2 separate regions of the Homo sapiens genome follow, and region 2 is linked to region 1. Evidence: read pairs that join two places in POLR2A ChIA-PET (ENCODE). Cell type or tissue: Panc1. All regions are shown on one strand. Each heading gives the region's core, and the rest is flanking DNA. Links, peaks and the distances in the headings are about the cores only.

Region 1 (10,957 bases), core at 1,846-9,845:
ATGTAATTTTTGAATGTGTAACTAGGCTTATTTTCTGATAGTCTTGAGTCATAAAATTATACCTTAATTTTAGAAAGCATTCTGATTCTGAGATGTAATAAAATCATATTTAATGCTGTGAAACATTTTAAAGTGTGTTTTTAAAGGAAAATACTATTTTGGATAACCATTAAGTAGCTCAGCTATTCAAAATAAACTATAAAATGCAAATAAAAATGTGCTTGGGTTATATTTTGAAGTTTGGTACAATACCTTAGAAATCTGTTGAAGCTACAAGAATGGTAACTGAATCAAACAGATCCCACTGGACCTATCTGCCGTCACGGCATCACTGCCCAAATCCTGCAGCTTGATCTAGTGAATCTCATAGCTTGATGGCTCCGTGGTCTATATTTCTGAGTGTTTTGAGGAAGCTGCTTTTAAGAACAGCCAGCTTTGTGTGGCATGGAGAGGACGGAGAATCAGGCAAGGCTCAGCCCCAACCTACACATTTGGGAGACTGTTGGGCAGCAGTCGATGAGGGAAAGGTAGATTCTAAAGTCTGATGAACCAACTTAAGGTTTTATAACGTGACTACCACTTCCTGGCTGAGTGACGTTGGATATGTCATTTAACCTCTTCTGTGGTTTCTTTATCAATAAATGGAAGATTAAAAACTCCTTGTTTTAGGCCAGGCGCAGTGGCTCACGCCTGTAATCCCAGCACTTTGGGAGGCCGAGGCTGGTGGATTACAAGGTCAGGAGATCGAGACCATCCTGGCTAACATGGTGAAACCCCATCTCTACTAAAAATACAAAAAATAGCCGGGTGTGGTGGCGGGAGCCTGTAGTCCCAGCTACTCGGGAGGCTGAGGCAGGAGAATGGCGTGAACCCAGGAGGCAGAGCTTGCAGGAAACCAAGATAGTGCCACTGCACTCCAGTCTGGGAGACAGAGTGGGACTCCGTCTCAAAAAAAAAAAAAAAAAAAAAAAAAAAAAAAAAAAACCCTCCTTGTTTTAATATCCAATAAGTGGGGCGTAAAAAGAACATATAGAAAAATTGGCTGTGTGTTAGGAACTAAGCTGTTGCTCAAGAAATGATAGATCTTGTTATTATCAGGACACATAAGAAAGTAAATCAATAATAGAGGAATAAATTAGCTAGCCTTTAAAACTGAGGGAATATTTTAATCTCATTTTGTTATTCAGTAAAGCTAATATCATCAATTTTCCCTGATTAATGAATACTGAAAATCTGTGGTATGGTAACCAGCTTCAAAGATGGTGCCCAATTATCCTCTTGGTCTTCATGACTAGAAAGAGACATGTGGTTCTCATCCTTCTTGTAACAGACTTGGCCTATGTGGCCAATGGAATATGGCAGAAATAATGATAAATGTCTTCTGAGATTAGGTTATAAAATACATTGTGTTCCCATGGAAAAGAATAAAGTTGGATCCTTATCTCCACCATATACAAGAATTAACTCAAAGTGTATCAAAGACCCATTTTAAGAGCTAAAACTGTAAACTCTTAGAAGACAACAGAGAAAATCTTCATGATTCTGGATTAGTCAATAGTTTCTTAGATATGACACCAAGAGTACAGAGAACAAAAGAAAAGCAAACTATACATCACCAAAATTAACTTTTGTGCTTCAAGGCAAAAGTCTTGGTCAAGAAAGTGAAAAGAAAACCTAAATAATGGGAGAAAAATTTAGCAAATCATATCTAATAAGGATCTCATATCTAGAGTATATAAAGATCTCTAACAGCTCAATAATAAAAAGCCAATAACTAAAAAACAAGCAGAGGATCTGAATAGACAATATACACATGGCCAACACACAAAAAGTTGTTTAACATTATTGACCATCAGTGAAATGCAAATCAAAACCTGGCAGACACCACTTCATACCCATGCAGATGGCTATAATAGAAAAGGTAGATAATAACAAGTGTTGACAAGCATGTAGAAAAACTGGCACCCTTATACATTGCTGATGGGACTGTGAAATGGTGCAGCCACTTTGAGAAATAGCCTGGCAGTTCCTGAAAATGTTAAACATAGAGTTATCATATGACTGTGCAATTCCACTCCTAGGCAAATACCCAAAGAAATAAAAACACATGTTCACACAAAAAGTTGTATATAAATGTTCATAGCAGCATTATTTGTAGTAGCCAAAAAGAGGAAATAACCCAAATGTCTATCAATTGATGAATCGATAAATAAATTGTGGTATATCGATACAATGGAATATTATTCAGCAATAAGAAGGAATGAAGTACTGATACATACTATAAGGATGACCTTTGAAAACATTATGCTAAATGAAAGAATTATAAAATGCCACATATTTTGTATGATTCTATTTATATTAAATGTACAGAATAGGCAAATCCATGTGGACAGAAAATAGCTTACTGGTTAGCGAGGGCTGGGAGGCTTAGGGAGAAATGAGGAGTGATTGCTAATGGTTACGGGGTTTCTTTTTGGGGTGATGAAAATGTTCTAAAATTAATCACAGTGATGATGCACAACTCGGTGAATATACTAAAAACTGAATTGTATACTTTAAATGGGTGAATTGTACGGTACACAAATGACATATCAATTAAGCTGTTATTTTTATTTTTATTTTTATTTTTATTTATTTATTTATTTTGGATACAGGGACTCTCTCTGTTGTCCAGGCTGGAGTGCAGTGGAGTGATCTTGGCTTACTGCAACATCCACCTCCCAGGTTCAAGCGATTCTCATGCCTCAGCCTCCTGAGTAGCTGGGACTACAGGCATTTGCCACCACGCCTGGCTAATTTTTTGCATTTTTAGTAGAGACAGTTTCACCATGTTGGCCAGGCTGGTCTCGAACTCCTGAGCTCAGGCAATCCACCCACCTCAGCCTCCCAAAGTGCTAGGATTATAGGTGGGAGCCATCATGCCCGGCCTGAAGCTGTTATTTTTTAAAAATCACATTGCAAAATATTTTTTTAAATATTAAAAATTATAAATAAATAAATTAACAAAAATCACATTGCAAAGTATAGCAGATCTCTATGATCTGGTCTGAACTCTAATGTCAAACATTAAAATCGAGTTTGTCAGTATTACTATGTATGGTTTCTGAAAATACCAAATAAAAGATAATGAGGAATCTGAAAATATTTAAAAAGACACCATGGCTTTGGCGTTGCTTGCTCTCTCAGATCACTCCCTCTGGGAAGCAAGCTGCCATGTCATAGAGGGACGCCCACATGGTGAGGAGCTGAGGCCTCCAGCCAATAGCCGGCAAGGAACAAGAGCCTTCTGTTGCCAGCCCTGGGAGTGAGCTTGCAGACAGATCCTTCAGCCTCAGGAAAGCTTCTTGATGACGCGGTCCTGGCTGACAACCGGACTGCAACCTCATGAGATACCCTGAGCCAGAACCACCAGCTAAGCCACTTCTCAAGTCCTGACTCACAGTGCTGCAAGATAATAAACGTTTTGGAGTCATTCGTAACACAGCAAGTGATAATGAAGATACGTGGGTTGAGTGGGGCTTTGCCTAATATGCCCTAGTGCCTCCTGAAAGTGAATGAGGCCAGCTGGGATGACTAGGCACTGCTCAGAGAGCTGGGGTAAGGCCACCGTGTGGTTTCCTAAAAGGAGTGAAAGTAGAGAGAGCCTGAGATGAGCATCTTCCGGAGGGAGGGACTATGTCGCCTGGGAGAGAGTCACACACACCTGGTTTCTGGGGCTCTGGGCCCCAGAGGCAGGTGTCGTCTAGGGATAAAGAACGAGAGGTAATGTCCAGAGGAGGAGGTCCCTTCTCTGACAGCCTGGGGTCGGAGGAGGCAAAGCTTTTGTTAAGAGGCAGTTCCCTGGCTTGATCAGAAGAGGAATGTCAGCCAGCTTCTGAGGACTGCAATACCAGAGCTTCTGAGGCAAACTGGGACATAGAAGATTGAAGAAGGCGCCAGAGGCACAGAGACACATTACTGGAGCCTTGGAGATGGTGGTCATGGAAGCCATTAATAAAACATGGAACTTTCTGGAACATTGGTATTCATCATCATCATCTCTCACCCTCATGTCAACACTATTTATTTATATATTTATTTATTTATTTATGACAGGGTCTCACTCAATTGCTAAGGCTGGACTGCAGTGGCACAATCACAGCTCACTGCAGCCTTGACCTCCCGGGCTCAGGTGATTCTGCCACCTCAGCCTCCACAGTAGCTGGGGCCACAGGCATGCGCCACCGTGCCCAGCTAATTGTTGTATTTTCTATAGAGATGGGGTTTCACCATGTTTCCCAGGCTGGTCCCAAACTCCTAGGCTCAAGTGTTCTGTCTGCCTCGGCCCCCCAAAGTGCTGAGATTACAATCGTGAGCCACGGCACCCAGCCATGTCAACACTTTAATGCAGGCAGTTGCTATCCCCATTTTACTGAGGAGAATCTAATATTGTAGCAGGCCAAGTTTCACACAGGCCTCCATAACAACCGCTTCAGTACTGACTGAGTGGTTAAGTTAAATATTAAAAGCCAGTGCCTTTATACAAAGGCTAGGATGTAACAAAAGCCCACCAAGAGTTTTGTCTAGGCCTTTCCTGGGCCTTAAAGCATGACAGAATAATGAAGGAATTCTTAACAGGACCCATTTAGGATTAAACAAGTTTATTGGGGGTCTGGAGGAACTCCTAAAACCTGTGATTCAGCAGGAGAGAAGATAAGGGTAATCACTCCAGCAACTGGACCCATTAAGAGTAAGTAAGCTGGCCGGGCGTGGTGGCTCATGCCTGTAATCCCAGCACTTTGGGAGGTGGAGACGGGAGGATCACGAGGTCAGGAGATCGAGACCATCCTGGCTAACACGGCAAAAGCCCATCTCTACTAAAAAAAAAAAAAAAAAAAAAAAAAATTAGCCAGCTGTGGTGGCGGGCGCCTGTAGTCCCAGCTACTTGGGAGGCTGAGGCAGGACAATGGCGTGAACCTGGGAGGCAGAGCTTTCAGTGAGCCGAGATCGCACCACTGCACTCCAGCCTGGGCGACAGATCGAGACTGTGTCTCAAAAAAAAAAAAAGCAAGAGTAAGTAAGCTTACTGAGGCTCCAGAGGAAGGTCTTCAAGACTCAGACCTTAGTTATAGATGAAAAGAAGTTAATCACTTATGTCTTTAGATGAATGCACACCTCCATGTAGACATGTAGCTTAGAAGGTATAGAAGCTCTGGAAAACTTTGTAATTTTGAGTTGGTCTGGTGATAATTTCCAGGCCTTCTCCCTGGTTGCAGAAATAAAAATTTCTGTAACAGGTTGCAGAAATAAAAATTATCTTCCTCCCTAGTTCATCTGCATCTCGTTATTGGGCCATGAGAAATAGCAGCCTGACCCTCAGTTTGGTCCGGGAACAATAATGTCAACAATAGTAAAATGTGGATAGCTAATAAGTGGCAGAACAGGTCTTCCAACTCCAAGTCCTGGGTCGCTACTGCCACACAGCACTGGAAGTCATGAACGGGTCCTTCAACTAGGAACCAGACAGGAGGTGGCCCTGGAGGAAAACGCCCAGCTGAGACAAGGCTGATGTCAGACATTGTGCCCAGTCTGTTATTTCTCTTACTTGATCTAATCATGTGACTGTGCATTTATATGTATATGCAAAATATATTTTTAAAAGTGCATATGAAATCCATACAAATCGTAACAAATATCCAAGCACTTACCAGAAAGCTTAAAAGACAGAATTATCACCAGTAACCGATACTCTTGTAAGCCCTCCCTAGTAGAATTCTCCTTCCTCTTCCCAAAAGTAAGTCTGAATTTTATGTTAATTTTGTTATTTCCATCTATTATTCTCTAGGGTTTCTGGCTGTTCCTTTGTTTGCCCGTGGTGGCCAGCATGTTTGCAGTTGGGAGGATTCTTCACCAGTCTAACACATGCCTCAGTTTTCTAGGTGAGAAACCCAGACAAGGTAAGTATAATACCTGCCTCTCCCCACCCTTGATCACTCCAGGTCACATGGACTGTGGGTGCCATGGCCGTATCTAAAAACCAAGTGTCATTAGTCAGGGACTGTTAAGATCAAAGGGACTTTGTCACCCAGGTCAGAGAGGGCACACAGAGGGCCTGCTGCTGTCATCCATGTGTGCAGACGCTGTCCATCCTGGATGGCCCCCTTTTGCGCCGACCTGTCTTGATCCTAGGCCAAAAGCTTTTTTCTGTTATTAAATTCTAATCACTTCTCCTGGTCTGATTCTAGGCTTTCTCCTCCAGACACGTGTACTGAACTATTCGGCTCCTACTTCTTTCTCCATGTATTGCCCTGAACTTACGTTTCTGGATCTGGTTGGCATGGTTTCCAGGAGGTAGAGTGTAAGCCACTTAAGGCAGGGGTCTCAGCCTGCTCTTTAACCTCTAGCCCAGCCTTGGGCAGAGTGCCCAGTTGGGCACTCCCCATTGGTTGACTAATCTGCTGAGATCATGGTCAGCCAGGCCTGGAGGGGTCTCTAGTGATTGGAAAGCCAAGGATCCATTGCCCCAGGACCAAGCAGTGGTGCCACATAGAGAGAAGCCTCTGATACACTCCCAAAAGCTACAGCTCTTATCCTAAAATAATTTACTGTGCTCCGCTGGGCTCTCCACTTCTCACGTGTTCCTGATTTTCCCTTTCACTACTGTCCCACTGGCCAAAGCATCAGTGTGGGAGGCCAAGCCCACAGTCAGTGTGGGAGGCCCCACCAAAGGGTGTGGGGGCAGGGAGCAAACTGTGGCCTTTACTATCATCAGTCAACCATGGAAAGGGAACTGATATTTATTAAACACCTGCTATGTGCCAAATGCTTTACTTTTCATCTTATTTAAGCTTCACAACAATTCTCTGAAGTGCTGGCATCCCTGTCCCTTGATGAAGAAGCATCACTCAGAGACGTGGGTCACTAGCCCATGTGGTTAGCAGGTGCTGGAGTGGGGATTCGTACCTGCTGAGTTGGGGAGCGGGGCGGAGCCTGCCCCTCTGAGAGTGACTCTGAGTATGACATAAGTGAGTCACAGTGAGAATTACAGGAGATCAAACAGAAGCCTGTGAATGAAGCTACGAAGTGGATCCTGCTCCTTACTTAAGGGGGCATGGTCTCTCTCCAGGCCAACATGTATCACCAGCGATGATATCCTCTGGTACGCCAGTTCTATATTCCTCACCACTGGGGATGAAGAGAAAAAGGAGGGAGAAGGGGAAGCGATGTGATGCATGGGACCAGAGTCCCAGATGCTGATGGCCTCAGCGGTGGGGGCGTGTGAAAAAAACCTTTTCCTTTTTCCGTTTCCAATGTCAGGCTTTGCCCTCTGAGGGCTCACAGGCCACCCAAACCCTTTCCATGCTTTCACACACAGTTGAGGTTTTGTTTGTTTGTTTGTTTTGTTTCTTTTTTTGTTTTTTAACAATTTTGAAAGTGCTTACGTAGAGACACAGCTTTAGATGGGCCACATGAAAGGCCCCGTTCAGACAGCTCTCATCTGATACAAAGCCTCAGAATGCCCACTGACGTGGCCCAAACGGTGGTGCTCACTTGGGCAGGTGCATCTGAATTTCACAAGGTCCCCTGATGGAGGCGTCATCTGAGCTGAATTCTGGCTCAGAACAAAGGAAGTGCAAGTCAGGCCCCCCGTCAGAACTTCCGTCCGTCTTTCTGCATAGAAGGATCCTGCCTCCTGGGTTGTTGGTGGCTGTGTGGAGCCAAGTCAATTGCTAACTGTCACTGAAGACCAAAAAAAAATTGCAGTTTTCAAGTTCAGTGGACAGGGACTCAGAGGAAAGCAGGTGGGAGAGAAGAGCAGGAGCTGCTCACAGCAGCCAAAACAGCAGGATGGGATCTGCGCAGCCCAGGCCTCCAGTGCCAGACAGCCCTGGTGTCTCAGTGGCCGGCTGACCTCCTGAGGCCTGGCCACAGCCAGGAGCCCACATACCCCGCTGGGTAAGGCGCAGAGGCCTGCACACAGCCTCGGTGACCCCTCATCTTACACACACCCTGAAATAGAAGCACAGCAGGAAAGACCTGCTCAGCCGCACACCGCCTGACCCGGAGCCAGCCTGACGAAGCCGGAACTTCCCACTTCACCTGAACCCACCCGCCACCCGCCTGGCCACAGACTCACTGCCCTCTTTATCCCCAAATGAAAAGGGGTAGTTGTCTCGCTTGGTGCCCAGGGTGCCAGCTTTTTTACCCTTCTTCATAGGGCATATTTCTGGGCCTATCCTCTTTTTCTCCCAAAGTACCTAAGACAATGCTCCCTTTATAGGTCAGGGAAGGAGTATAGATCCTGCTTTCATTCTGTCTTCTTCCCCCAGGGCAAACAGCTTCACCCTCAGCTTTATGAATTCCTTCCTATTCTTACTTTTCTCCGAAGCTGTTTCTCATTGACCTGACGTCTCCTGACCTGTTGACCAAAGCACCATTCCACGTGTCCTGTGTGTGTGTAGCTCACTGTGAACTTGCTGTTAAGCTGAGGCCTGGCCCCGAATGTCATCAGCTTGCTGGTTACTTGCTGAGACAGGAGATGGAGGTGCTACAAGAGAGGGAGATGAAAGAGGAAAGGAGAGAGAGGTGGAGAGATGGAAATGACCAGGACGGGGAGGGCGGGGAGCAGAGCTGAAAAGTAGGAAGGAAGGAAGGTGCGAATATGTGCTGGGTGCTACCCTGGGGCCTGTATATATTACCTCACGTAGCCCTCACAACACACAGGTGACGTTCGCATCAGCACTCACATGTTTCGTGAGTTTTCAGAAAGGTTAGTTTGTCTGAGATCACTCAGCTGTGAGGTGGCAGGGACTAGATTCAAATTCAGATTTTTGGCTTCGATTTCAGGACTTTTTCCTTTCTAATCTTCTGCTCCCCCTGAGAGGGGACTAGAGGAGAGAGAAAATGAAGGGAAATAGAAGGGAAGTGGAGACCACCAATTGTTCTCTGGTTGCAAGCAACAGAAACTGATTCTAGCTATCTTAGATGGGAAAAGGTTTGATTGGAGGGGCGCCAGGTGGCTTTCAGAATCCAGTAGACTGTAGGAGAGCAGGGTCAAGAACCACAGTGTTCTGGGGTCTGGGCAGGAGAAATTAATTGACAGCTTACTTGAGATTCTGCCCCTGAAATAAATATGCTCCAAACATTTCCCCCACTCTCTGTGCAGGAGAGAATCCCAGGAAACAGTCTGATTTGTTGTATTGGGGTCACTTGCCTACCCTTAAGTCAAGGGAGCTAAGAACACCAACATGTCACATGACGGAGGAGAGAGCTCCAACTCCCAATGCTGTTATCAAACAAAGGGGACACGGACACAGAGCACCCAAACCACAGATGACAACCACGCAGGAACTTTTTAGGTGCTGCCTGCAGGTATCAGGGGCTGATTCTATCTGCCCCAAACTGCATTAGGGCTGAGCCCCGCAGGTTGAGTCTTTCTCATGACATTGAAATGGCCACCATTGTCACCACCAGTTCCATCTGACAGAGACGGGCTGGGCCCCCACCTCTTCCAAACCTGGCTTCTGGGAGGAAGCATTTCTCCTCTCAGGAATTAGTCCTCATTCAAAAACTCCGTGCAGTAAGTTTGCAGAACAATGAGCAGCTTACAATCAACACTCTGGACACACTGTTTTATAAAGACTCCTCCTAGGGCAGTGGTCTTTAGAGTGAAACTTCTTGAGTTGGAATTCTAACACCATTACCAGCTGTAAGAGAGAAAATGCCCACCTCCTCTCTGAGCCTCAGTCTGTTCTGCTGCACAGTAGGGGGATAACGCGTACTCTGCCTCCATCTGTATGTTGTTCCATCAAATGAAATAAAAATTGTCATCAGCTTGTAAACGGTGAGAGCCATACAAGATACAGAGAGGCATTGTGGTCCTTTTCACTATTACCAAGCGAGGCCAGGCTGCTCTGGGAGTGTGGCAGGAGGCCGAAGGCGGCTGCACGCTGCCGTAACAAGAGCGGGGGTTGGAGGAGTTGAGGGTGAAAGTCCGGGCAATGGGGTCCTCTGTGCTTCCAGCTTGCTCTCTACTTCAAGCACTGTGAATAGATGAAACTCCACCACATCCTTTCACCCATTCCAAGGCCAAATGGCCCAAGGGCAGAGTTATACATTCAACCGGTAATTTGAAAAGCCCTGATTAGCCTCATCTAAGCTCTGTCTTCTTTACTGAGAACCCAACTGCTAAGCCTTTCCTGGCAATGAGGCTTCTTGAGGCTGAGCCTTCACAAAGCTGGGTTGTCTCCAAGTTTCCCTTTTTTTCCTTCCACAGGCTGGCACTGCACAGAGATGGAACCTGATGAAACGGCCCCATTTGAGCGCCTGCTGTATCGCGTTGGCTCTGCTTCCTGCAGCTGTGCTCCAAGATGAGCCTTTCAGACATCGCTCCCTAATAGCTCCATCTCCCCCAGTCCAGGAGGATGCGCATTCCTCTCCTCATTCACATGCACCACTTCAAGCCATCTGCACGCTCTACAGGGGACTTGCCGCCTAACATCCTAATGTGCAACCCCATCCAAATCCTCTGCTGGAATCTCACTATTTGCACCACTTACGCTCCTGGAGCGTGAAACAGAAGGGCCAGTCCTCTTGTCTCTTTATTCTAAGTGTTTAATACAGATTCCATGGACTTGGTCCATAACAATATGAGTGTGGTCTTACATCAGTCCTTTTACTAATTTCTCATCATCTCCCTCATCCTTGTCCTTTAGTGATTGTTCCAGACCTTCTCTTCTTATCCTCATACTCTCCTCTTTGGTATAGTAGTGAGTAAAAGAAAGAAAGAAAAAAAAGGTCCTAGTGTGACTCATATCTTCATGGTTTATTTACTACCTGGAGGATTTTTGAGGCTATGAACATTGTTTTATTTTTTGCTGTATCCCCAGCACCTAGCACAGATATGTGTGTGTATCAGGGCCTGTATGTATAAGCTCTCCGATGCTGCTATAACATGTAGTTCCCCAGTCAAAACTAA
Region 2 (10,957 bases), core at 1,218-9,217, 95 kb before region 1:
GGGATTACAGGTGTGAGCCACTGTGCCCGGCCCTGACTCTTTATTTCTAAAGTGAGGAGATGGAACCACATATCATCTGGATCCCTCCTGCAGCTTGGATACCCTGTGATAGCCTCACATCCATCTAGGCGTATGATTCATGTAGATTCAATACACATTTTTGGAATACTTGCTTCAGGCCAGGTGCTGGGACACAGAAATTAAGACATCGAACACCCTCCCTACCTTCATGAAGCTCAAGCAAGAAGAATTAGGGAAGCCTTTCAAAGAAGGGACACTTAACCTGAGCCTTATTGGGCAAATAAGATTCTCCTGGGTGAGAAAAGGGGCATTCGAGATACAGAGAAGAGGATTAGGAAAGAGGGAAAGAGGTGAGTTTGTGCAAGAGCAGGAAGTGCCCTTCTCTTACCCCCAGACCACAGTGTGGGGGTTTGGAGGGGAAAGAGATGGAGGGACGAGCTGGGGCCAATGATCAAGGGCCATGTGTACTACACAGAGGGTTTGCCTTCATCCTGTAGGAAGCGAGGGGCCAGGGGAGGGTTTCAGGCGGTAAACAGAGAGGGCCCCTGTCTCCAGGAGGCTGTAATCAGACGTTCTTTGGGTCCTTAGAGAGGGGATGAGGCTGGGGGCAGGTCCTCTCCCCCTCACACAGCAGCCTTGGTCCCGGGACCAGCAGGTGGAGAAGGGCATAGAGGAGAGAGTCTCAGCTGGTTAGAGCTGTCAGAGACCTCTGGAGCCACCGAAGCTGAAGCTCCTCCACCCCAAGGCTCTGCTGCCGATGGAAGCTAAGGCCGACCTGGAACAGGGGATGGAGAAGATGGGCTAAGAAAGCTCGTTCTGATGAGACCTGCCTCTTCCACGGCCATGGCTCCTCTTGGGGAATCATGCAGCTCATCCGCTTGAGTGGGGAGGCTCTCACAGGCCCCTGCCACTCTCACTTCCATGGATGGCATCTGCCCTACTCCCTCTCAACGGCCTTGGCCAGCAGGGCTGGGTGGAGTGGGCTCCTAAAAGTGCACTAAACAAGTTCTGGGAATGAAGCTCCATGGGAGTGGGGATGTGTTGTGTCCCCAGTTCCCAAAATAGTGTCAGGTGTGTAGGTGGCACTCATTCATATCTGTGGTTGCATGGATGGGAGGTGGCAGCACAGTGCTTGAGAGCACAGGCTGGGCGGTCAGACTGCTGGGGTTCGAATCCTGCCTCCACCAGTTCATTTGGAAGTGATCTTGGGCCAGCGATTTAGTTTCTCCCTGCCTCAGTGTCTCCCTCTGTAAAGTGGGGATAATAATAGTAACTACCTCATAGGATTTTTGTAAAGATTAAGTGAAGAAACATTAAATCCTTAGAAGAGCAAGCCTTCAGTAACAATGAACTATTATTATTATTATTATTATTATTATTATTATTATTATTATTATTTTTGAGACAGATTTTTGCTCTTGTCACCCAGGCTGGAGTGCAATGGCACAAACTCGACTCACTGCAACCTCCGCCTCCAGGGTTCAAGTGATTATCTTGCCTTAGCCTCCCAAGTAGCTGGGATTACAGGCATGCGCCAACATGCCCAGCTAATTTATCTGTATTTTTAGTAGAGACAGGGTTTCACCACATCAGTTCTTGAACTCCTGACCTCAGGTGATCCACCCGCCTTGGCCTCCCAAAGTGACGGGATTACCAGCGTGAGCCACTACATCGGCCAACAATGAACTATTATTAACAGCTACTGTGACAGCGACGATAGAACCGTTGGTCTAGATTGGTCCCACCTCCTCTCTGTACAAAGAAGGAAATGGAGGCCACGTCCGATCTCAACTGCAAGTCCTTGGTACTCCTCTTTGCAGCCTTCTCTAGATTTGCCCCTTTTCCCTCCACCCACACTGCAGAGCCTAGATGCTCCCCTCTCCACTCCCTGAGGCTGTGCAGGGGCTGCCTTCCCATTCTCACCTCTGCAGCTCTCCCCCTCTGACCCCTCCCACGCTTCCTTTCCAGACTGAAACACTGTCTTCTGCATGTCACTCAGAGGCTTGTGGGGGCTCCCAGCTGGCTGTCCCATGAGCAGAGTGCTCTCCATTGTTTCCCATTCCCTCCTCCGTGCTCCCTGGAGTAGGAGGTAGACAGCCAGGGACTGAGCCAAACCACTCCCCAGATGGCAAGAAAGGATGGGACAGATCGGCCTCAGGTCCCTCAGCTATTAGGACCCAGTGGTCACATGGGTCTGGGCTGAGTGACAACCACACCTTCTCTACCACCCCCAGGAGTTGGAATGCTTCTATCTCTGCCGCCAAATTGTGTCTGGAGTCAAATATTTTCCTTTCTCTGAGTCTCAGCTGAAAAACCTGTAAAATGAGGGGGTGGCACTAGACAGCCCCCCTATCCGACATGCTCTGATGGGGCCCAGGGTAGGCTGGGCAGGTCTGCTGTTTGGCTCCTGGCTGAAGTCCCTGACACACTGAGGAGGTCTTGTTACAGGCTGTGGACAGTCCCAGGCCAGCAGCTCCTTCCTCTCCAAGGGACCAACCTGAGGGCATGGGAGGGCTTCTGCTGTAGGACCCTGGGGTCTGGGCCAGGGAAGCTCCCTTCCATGAACGCTGCTGGAAGGTGGGGGGACGGCAGCGGGAACCAAGAGTTAGATGCAGGGAGAGTCCCTCTTATTGGCCTTCCTGCCCACTATAGGCCCCCGAGAGCTTTTGCTCACACCAGACTATAGCCTTCGTCTCCCAGCCTCCAAGCCTTTGCTCTCACTGTTCCTTTCCCTCTATCTAAGACTGTTAAACTCCTACACATCCCACAAGGCCAGCTCAAATGCCACCCCCTCCATTAAGCCCTCCCACAAAGCCTTCCACAAAGCACATTGTGTGTTTGCTTCCTGACCCCACAACCAGACTCCACCTGTCTGTTCCCCTAGCACTGAGCACAGAGGACCAAGCTGTGCATCCTCCCTCAGAGAAGGAAGCGGCCTCGAAAGTGGCCGTTACTTTCCCAAATAAAGGAGAAGGGGACAGAAGAGGGAAGGAAGGTGGAAGGGAAAGAGGAGGGGAGGGAAGTGAGGATAATAACTATACATTTTAAAATACGGATTAAATACTTATCTCCATTTTACAGATGAGAAGGTAAGGTCCAGGGAAGTCAAGTAACTTGCCCAGCCAGGATTCAAACCCAAGCAGCCTGGCTAGACGCCGGACTCTCAAAACCACCAAGAATGGATGTTGGAAGAGGGGGAGGAGGAAAGGAAGGCCGGGAGCCGACTGAAATTCCACCCTGTTCTGGTGGATTTATGACCCAGGCCGTGGTGTGAGGGCACTGGGCAGGGTGCTCTTCGCTGAATGCCGAGTGACAGATCCAAGATCTTGCCAGCTTGAGGCACAGAGGCACCTGCTCCAGGTGTGCCAGGAGATGCTGGGACCTGGCCTGACCTAGCGCAGGTAGGGAGGGCTGAAGACAGCAAATGCCCGAGTATTCAAGAGAGAGCATGGGGGGTGCTGTCCTGAGGGTGCAGCAACTTTAGGATGGCTCATCCCTTCTCTGCCGTTGGGCAGCTCTTCTCAGCAGCCTCCTCTCAGCCCTGTAGCCTCCCCGGGGTTACTGACTCTGTGGACCTGAAGCAGTGCCAACAAATGGTCTCTGAGCTGTACCTGTCCAGGCTAGGAAAGAGGGGGCTTGAAGTCTTCTGCCCCCTTCCCTTCGGTGTTTCTGTCACACGCCGACCCCCCAACATAATCAGCTCCGGTCTGGATAGTTGGAGAGCCCAGATCAGCCCTGGTTCGTTGTCCCCCAAGTCGTAAGTGTGACATCTGAACCCGCCTTGCCCCTTCCCTGTCTCCTCCCTGGAAGAAGGCAGAGCAATGGTTACACACGGCGTGTACACAAACAAGACACGCAGGCACCCCTGAGGCCTGGGCGCACCACTCAGGGCGGGCCTTGGGCCAAGCTCCCCAGCGTGGTCACTTGTCCAGTTGGAAGCAGGTTGGTGAGCGACTGGAGGGCCGGGCTGAGGGTCCAAGGGATCCCCCATGCACCCTAGGCCCAGTCTCCAGGAACCCTCAGAGGCCTGCAGACTCACAGAGAGACAGAAGGACAGATGGGACAGCAAGAGGCAGACCAAGAGGCAGACGCGCGGCCAGGCGGGGGCTCACCAGATGGAGCGCGGACAGTCCGGGGCTGGGCGGGCGCCGCGGCGGAGCAGCGCTAACGGGCTCCCTCCCCGGGCGCCCTGGGGCCTTTTTATCCGCCTCCCGCCCGCGGCCCCCCAGCCCCGAGCTGGCCGCGGAGGAGGCCCCGCAGGCCCCGCCCCGGGCGGGCCTGGAGTCCGCGGGCGCCCCGCCCGGCCTTCCGCGCGGCGCCCCCCGTCGGGACACAGGCCAGGTGGCGGGGGCGCCCAGCCGCAGCCGGCGGGGCCGGGAAGTCCCGGGGGGCGGGGGGAGCGGGGGGGCGGCGGGGGGTCGCGGGGAGCGGAGCTCTCGGGAAAGGGCGGCGCTGGGCCCGCGGCTGTTTTGCAGGGAGGGCCGCGGCGGCCTCGGGAGTCCCTCTCCCAGGCAGTTTCCTCTTTTGCAGAACAAGGTAATGACGCCCACCTAGAGTCCCAGTCTGTGAGTCCTGGTGGGTGCCAGGGCCCCCGGCACAGCACCCTTCGCACGGGAGCGCCCGGCTGTCACAGGGGCCGAATCTCACGAGCTCGGTCACTTAGGACAATGTAGACGCCCTTTCTGGGAGGCCGGGGCTCAGTTCAGAGAGGTCGAGGTGGCGCGGTGCAGCGGTGCTCTCCTGCAGGAACAGGCGAGTCACCCAGAGTTTACTGAATACCGCCCCCCCCCCCCCCCCCGCCCTCCGTGTGAAACTCTGCGCTGCCCATTGTGCAGCTGGGAACACTGAGCCCCAGGCGACATAACTTGCTCCTCCAGGCAATACACAGTGAATGGGAGAACCCCTTCACAGAGCTGAATGATGCAGTCCTGGCCCTTGTCAGACTCACGGGAGGAGGGTGTTAGTGCAGGGAGCAGGGACTGTAGAATTAAAGAAATGTGGACATGGCTGACAGAGAGGAGTCCCATCAGCTGAACTGAGCACCTAGGTGCCTGAACCCCAGTCCAAGCCCCCAGTTTCTTTCCCCTAGACCTGGTCCTGCCCTTAGCCTCACTGGCCCCATCTGTAAAATGGGCAGAGGGTTCCAGCCTCCCGGTTTCCTCCCTAGGCCCACAGCTGCCCAACCTGGTTCCCCCTCTTGCCCCCACCTTGCCTAAACGTCCTTCCAAAGGTTCATTCATCCCACAAGCCTTTATTGATTTTCTCCTACATGCTAGACAGGGTGCTGGAGTGCTAGACGCTGGAGGGGGCCTTCCCAGTCTGGTGGGGGAGGCAGATGTGCAAGTAAGAATAAGCCTGGACAGGCAGAGTGTGATAGAGCTAGGATGTCAAGATGGACCTTTTCGATCCTGGGTGACAGCCAGGTCTTAATGACCCTGCTGCCAGGGACCTGCCATCCACTCCTGGCTGCCCGTGTCCAAGATGTCCCCCCAGTGCCCCTGCCCCACCCCAGCTGGGCCCAAAACATTCCCCATGATGAATCAGCAGGAAAGAATGCTCCCAGCCTCGGGTCAGTGGCAGCAGCCCAGCTCCTCCCCCAGGGACAATGAGGCAGCTGTGGGCTTGGGTGCCAGGTATGCCTAAGCCCTCTCCTAGGGCCCAGCCACCTCTCATGCTGAGCCAGAAGCAACACAGAGGGTTCGGAAACGTGGGCTCTGCCTGCTGCCAATCACTCACCAGGCCTGGCTGCCCAGAACTAAAAATACCCTGGAGCGCAGGGGCGGGCGGAGGATAGAGACCAGGGAATGAATGGATGTTGCCCGGAAGTCCTTTAATTTGCACAACTCTGGGCAGAGGCCAAGGCTGGGAAGCAGTGGAAGTGGGGATCTCTAAGGCATGCGCTGTGAGCCCCCAACCCTGAGAAGTGAGGGGCTCTGGTCCCAGCCCCAGCCCATGGCGTACTAACAGTGGGATTTTCTCGGCTGAGTTGTCATCTCCTCATCCTTAAATGTGATTGCTGTAGGGGTCAGATGGGACCACTGGATTCATCTCAATCAGCTTTCATTTGATTGAGAAAGCCCTCTTCTTCCCTCCTGCCTGGCTATGTTCACCCGGCCTCAGCCCAGCGCCTGTGACCCTCTCCATACTCTTTATATAATGGTCTGTGTCTGCCTTAACTCTGGACACCCCCACCCACCCCCGAGCTTCTTATTTATCTCTAAACCCAGATCCTGTCACAGAGCTTGACACATAGCAAGTGCTCCAGAAGTGCTCACGGATTGAATAAATGGACCTAGCGGTGCGTGCCAGTTTCTGGTCCCCAAGGTGATACAGACAAGCCAGAGGTGCTTCCTATCTTGTCCTCAAGGAATTTGCAGAGTGGTGGGGGAGACAGAGCCACAATCAACCAGCAGGACAAGGCATCATCACCATTATCATCATCATGGCTGGCTGGGGTCGAAAAACCGGTGGACAATGCTTTCATCATCTCCTGTTTACACAATGAAACTGGGACACAAAGGGGTTAAGTGACTTGGCCAACATCACACAGCTGTTATCTGCAGATGGGAGCAAGTGATCAATGACGGCGAAAGCACAGGGCTGTGTGGATGCTGGGCAGGGAAGTCTGAGGGTTGAAGCCTTCCCAGAAGTGCCTTGGAAGGTGGATCTGATACACTGGGTAGAGAGGGGGGAAAGTGGAGTGGTCAGGAATAACACTTTACGATGTTGTGGAAGCCGTGAAGCACCATGCAGGTGTCTGGAGTTACCGCAGCTCCCCTGATCCCTCAGCCAGTACCCAGGGACTTGGATGTGTAAGCATCACCTCTCCCTGCCTCCTCCCAGGGAAAGGAGCTAACATGAATCTCTTCCCCATGGGGTGCTTCTCAACCCTCCCTTCCTGCCTAAGTCAGGGTCTGTACTTTCCTCCCAAGTGGGAAGGCCAGAATCTCCTGCAGAAAGCGGTGGCCTCCAGGGTGCACCTGGTTGAACCCAGTAGTGACCCTGGTGGAGTGCCCAGTGCCCATGCCTGCTGGCAAACTTCCTCCTCAGCAGCCTTCAGGACTCAGTTCTAGCCTCATCTCCTCTGTGACTCAGTATGGAGGAAACTGTACAGCTTTAAAACTGGGCAACCTGAGTTCTAGCTCTGCTTCTGAATTGTGTGGCCTCGGGTAAGTTATTTTGCTGTGCCTAAGGTACTGCCTCCTGCATCTATTTGTCCTGCCGTTGCATTCCTGCCTCCTCTAACACTCAGTGCTGTGGCAACAGCCCCCAAACTGCTCTCAGTTTTTCCCTGCATCTCACTGTTCCTGACGTCAGTCTTTCTAAAGTGTTGTCTTGCTCTAGCTCAAGAATCTTTAATTGCTCACTACTGCCCACAGGAGAGAAGGAATCTCCAGTTGCCTCTACTCACTTCATTTTCCATATTCTACCTACCCTTCAGGCCTAACTCCGATTCCAACTCCTCCGTGATATCTCCCATGAAAACTTGCATGAATGCTCTCAAAGTAGAAGGTGCTGGAAGAGTCACAGAGCCAAACCAGACACAGTGTTTGCCCTCAAGGAGCTCACTGTCTAGTGAGAGAGATGACTCAAAGACATAGCTTGATGGAACGTAGATTGTAATAACAGAAAGTAGGACAAATGGGGAGAACAAGCCATTTTGGCCAAGGACAGGCTCCTCCTTTGTTGAGAGCTGTTTATCCAGAAACAGGGCTTTTGTTCAGGGAGAGGATGGGAGCTGAGAGGGTTTTGTAAGATCATGAAGTTGGGGAAGTGGGGAGGGTGGATCTAGGAAGCCTGGAGGGGCTAGTCAAGGATACGGTTTCTAGGGAGAAAGGAGAGATGAGCTGGTTGCAGTAAGGAGAGGAAATTTGGCGGAAGAGCAGAGCTGGTTAAAAAGAAATTCTAGGAAGTTTGGGTTTGTGATAGGCAAAGTCACCCTCTCCCCTGTTCTGTGAAAGCTTCAGAAACCCCGCATAAGTCAATCAAGTTTGGAGCTGGACAGGCCCACCCCAGCATTTGCAGGGCCCAGGGCAAGACTCAAGGGAGGCCTTATGCCATGAGTCAAGTATTTTAAAGCCATCAACCAAATGAATCCATTGTTAAGTCAATCATGGTCTAGCCTCCCACCTTGACAAATATACCTTTGGAAAGACCTGGAAGGTCAGGTTTGCATTCACAACTTTCCACTCCTCGGAGTTCTGTATGGAACACGCTATGACAAGAGTGTCTGCCTCTGGCCTTGCACCCTGGTGTGTCCGTCCGCACCATATTCTGCCCATCCCACACAGCAAGGGGCCTTCTGCTGTGACAGACATGCAACACCGTCGGCTCTGTGCAGACCTCCCACAGACAGCTGTCCTGTGGCTGCCCCATGCCTGGGTGCACACTCTGGCACAGGCACAGGCTGCACTCAAGAGGAAGGTCTAGAAGTGGGCTCTGGCCTCCTGGGCAAAGAATTCCAAGAGCATGGGTTTGAAAATCGAGTGGAAGTTCCTCCTTGCCCTGTGACGGGGGGTGGGGCGTGGAGGGAGTGTAATTGACAAGGGCCACGGTGATGCCCTCTGTAGCAGGAGGACCAGAGCAGGGACCCTTGCCCAGGTCTAAGGGCAGCATGGAAGTGGGATTGTGTGTATGTGTGTATGGGGCGGGGAGAGGATGTGACGTGAAGGTGGGAATGTGGCTCAGAGGTGGGCCCTGGGGGAGAGTGAGGGGGCTACTCAGTCACTGAGCCTCCTTAGGGTCACACACAATGCTCCATGGCTGAAAGAGAGGAGAGGATGCCCCCAGTGCGGCGAGTGGGCGAGGCGGGAGAGGAAGGCAGAGGCATTTGGTCTGGGCTCAGGTCGAAGATGCTGGCAGGGAGAGGGTTGAAGGGGGAGCAGCCCAGCCAGGTTACCTTTAGAGAGCTGCGAGCCACCTGAGCAAGGGCCTTAGCTTGGCAGGTAGGAGGGGCCGCTGCAGCTTTCCGAAAGGGTTGGGGTAGGAGTGGGATTTGGTTAGAGTTGGGCTACAGGAATCTTAATCTTGCCAGGTACTGTCCTGAGCTGGTTTAACGCTTCACAGTCATAACTTTTTGTAGGAGGTGGGGGGGACAGGAACTGATAAGGGTGTTGGGGTGAGGGGACAGGAAGGAGTTTAATAAGCTCTAAGCTACTGAAAGGCAGAGAATAGGACTCAGATTCCCCACTTCCACCTCCAGGAATGCCAGCACAAATGCCCTGAATTCCCAGAGAAGTTTGGACTTTGTAAGATCAATCGCTCAACACACATTTCTTCCCCAGAGTCTCTTCCTGCCCCTCAGGAAGACACATGATGTCACCCCATTTCTCATATGTAACTCCTCCTTGCCTGGGGAAGCTCAGTGTCCTGGCTTTCCTCTCCCCCTCCTCCTCCTCCTCTTCCTCTCTCCTCTCAGGACCTCTTCCTGCCCTGCTGCCTTCCCCACCTTCTCCCCTCTCCGTCCTGGCCACACACCCTTTCTAAACTCACCTCCAACCACTCTCCAGTTCTCTTAAGAATATATCTCCCCCTGCCAATTTCCCTCTTCCCCCTGCACCCCCAGTGCCACCTGCAGAACCCCGCTTTCCCTGTCTCAGCAGCTGGACACAGGCGCAGCGCCTGGATGTGCTTCTATTCAGGTAAATTAAAGTCATAAGTTCTGGGGGGAAATGAGGCGGAATGAAGACTCAGTGCCACAGCCACACAGCCCCGGAGGTCCCTTCGGGAGCTCATGCAAGTCTGCACCAACCTTCTCACTTGCCAGTAATTGAACCCCTTTTTCCTTAAGCAACACCAGACAAGTTAAATTAAAAGACATTTCTTATTCTATGCTGTTTTCCTGGGTCCTTTAAAGCCACTGGTGTAGTAACTGTGTTGCATCTCCCATGGTGGATGAGGTCAACAGGCCTTAGTGGGCTAGCCTGGGAACTTCCCAGGCTACAATGTTCTCTTCGCAGGAGAACAATGTTCTTCCTAGCCCAGGGTTTTGCTTCTTCTTGGCCCCTTTGGGAAGATCACTGACTATTTGAGGGCATAGCCAAACTGAATGCTTAAGTGTTAGGAGCCACTCCCAACCCTAAATCCACTATTTGTGAATTATGTCTGGAATTAATTGATATTCCATGGGAAATAATTTCAGGAACAGAGGTATTGATTAAAGAGAGGTACACGTGAACTTAACACAGATATCTTCAGTCTTGTATCATCTTAGTTTTTCTTTTCTTTTTCTTTTTCTTTTTTTTTTTTTTTTTTTTTTAGATGAAGTCTTGCTCTGTCACCCAGGCTGGAGTGCGGTGGTGTGATCTTGGCTTACTGCAAACTTCCCCTCCCAGGTTCAAGCGATTCTCCTGCTGCAGCCTCCTTGGGTAGCTGGGATTACAGGTCTATGCCACTGTGTCCGGCTAATTTTTGTATTATTAGTAGAGATGGGTTTTCACCATGTTGGCCAGGCTGGTCTTGAACTCCTGATATCAAGTGATCTGCCCTCCTCGACCTCCCAAAGTGCTGGGATTACAGGTGTGAGCCACTATGCCTGACCCGGTCTTGTATTATCTTGCATTTTGGTTTGTTGATGTAGAGCTTTGTAAACATTTCAAAGACTCTTTGTTAGGAATTGGTTTTATCTACCAGCCAGAATGTATGATCATTCAAGACTGGGACTGACAGATTCCAAAGGTTAATTTTCATGTAACCAGCTCATCTTTAGCTTCCAGGAACCGCGAAGGGATAGACAAGAGCTGTCCTGGTGGGGAATTCCCTTGACCTGACTTGGAGGGGCAGAGAGGCAGGGGACCTGACACAGAGGTCAAGGGAGATCCCTGGATCAAGCAGGACCTAAGCCAAGACCAGAGCCAGAGAGCCAGGAGCGAGATGTAGAGCCATTGGCATCAAAGTGTTATCAAAGTCCAAGCAAGAAGTCAGGACTGAGGGTGGA

Evidence for each region. Peaks named below come from ENCODE experiments on the same cell type or tissue, not always from the same donor. Only the 100,000 strongest peaks of a DNase experiment are listed, where the experiment ranks them.
Region 2: POLR2A ChIA-PET joins it to region 1 with 15 read pairs; 2 of 35 experiments call an interaction of 5 or more read pairs at or near these places.

The regions. Positions count from the first base shown.
Region 1 is chr10:98,357,940-98,368,896 of GRCh38, forward strand. LOC105378449 (a long non-coding RNA gene) reads left to right here and starts at 3,315. Exons shown (of 3, transcript XR_001747305.2): 1 at 3,315-3,597; 2 at 5,825-5,936; 3 at 10,256-10,629. RefSeq lists enhancers at 3,113-3,407, 10,061-10,679 and a silencer at 10,213-10,507. In Panc1, for the core only: no CTCF peak of the experiment used is centred there; no DNase peak of the experiment used is centred there.
Region 2 is chr10:98,263,999-98,274,955 of GRCh38, forward strand. LOXL4 (lysyl oxidase like 4) reads right to left here and starts at 4,196. Exons shown (of 15, transcript NM_032211.7): 1 at 4,134-4,196. It overlaps LOC124902489 (a long non-coding RNA gene), which reads left to right and starts at 4,444. Exons shown (of 2, transcript XR_007062260.1): 1 at 4,444-7,190; 2 at 10,282-10,957. RefSeq lists enhancers at 3,142-3,643, 3,644-4,143. In Panc1, for the core only: no CTCF peak of the experiment used is centred there; a DNase peak (open chromatin) is centred at 5,346; H3K4me3 peaks cover 2,510 bases; H3K27ac peaks cover 4,322 bases.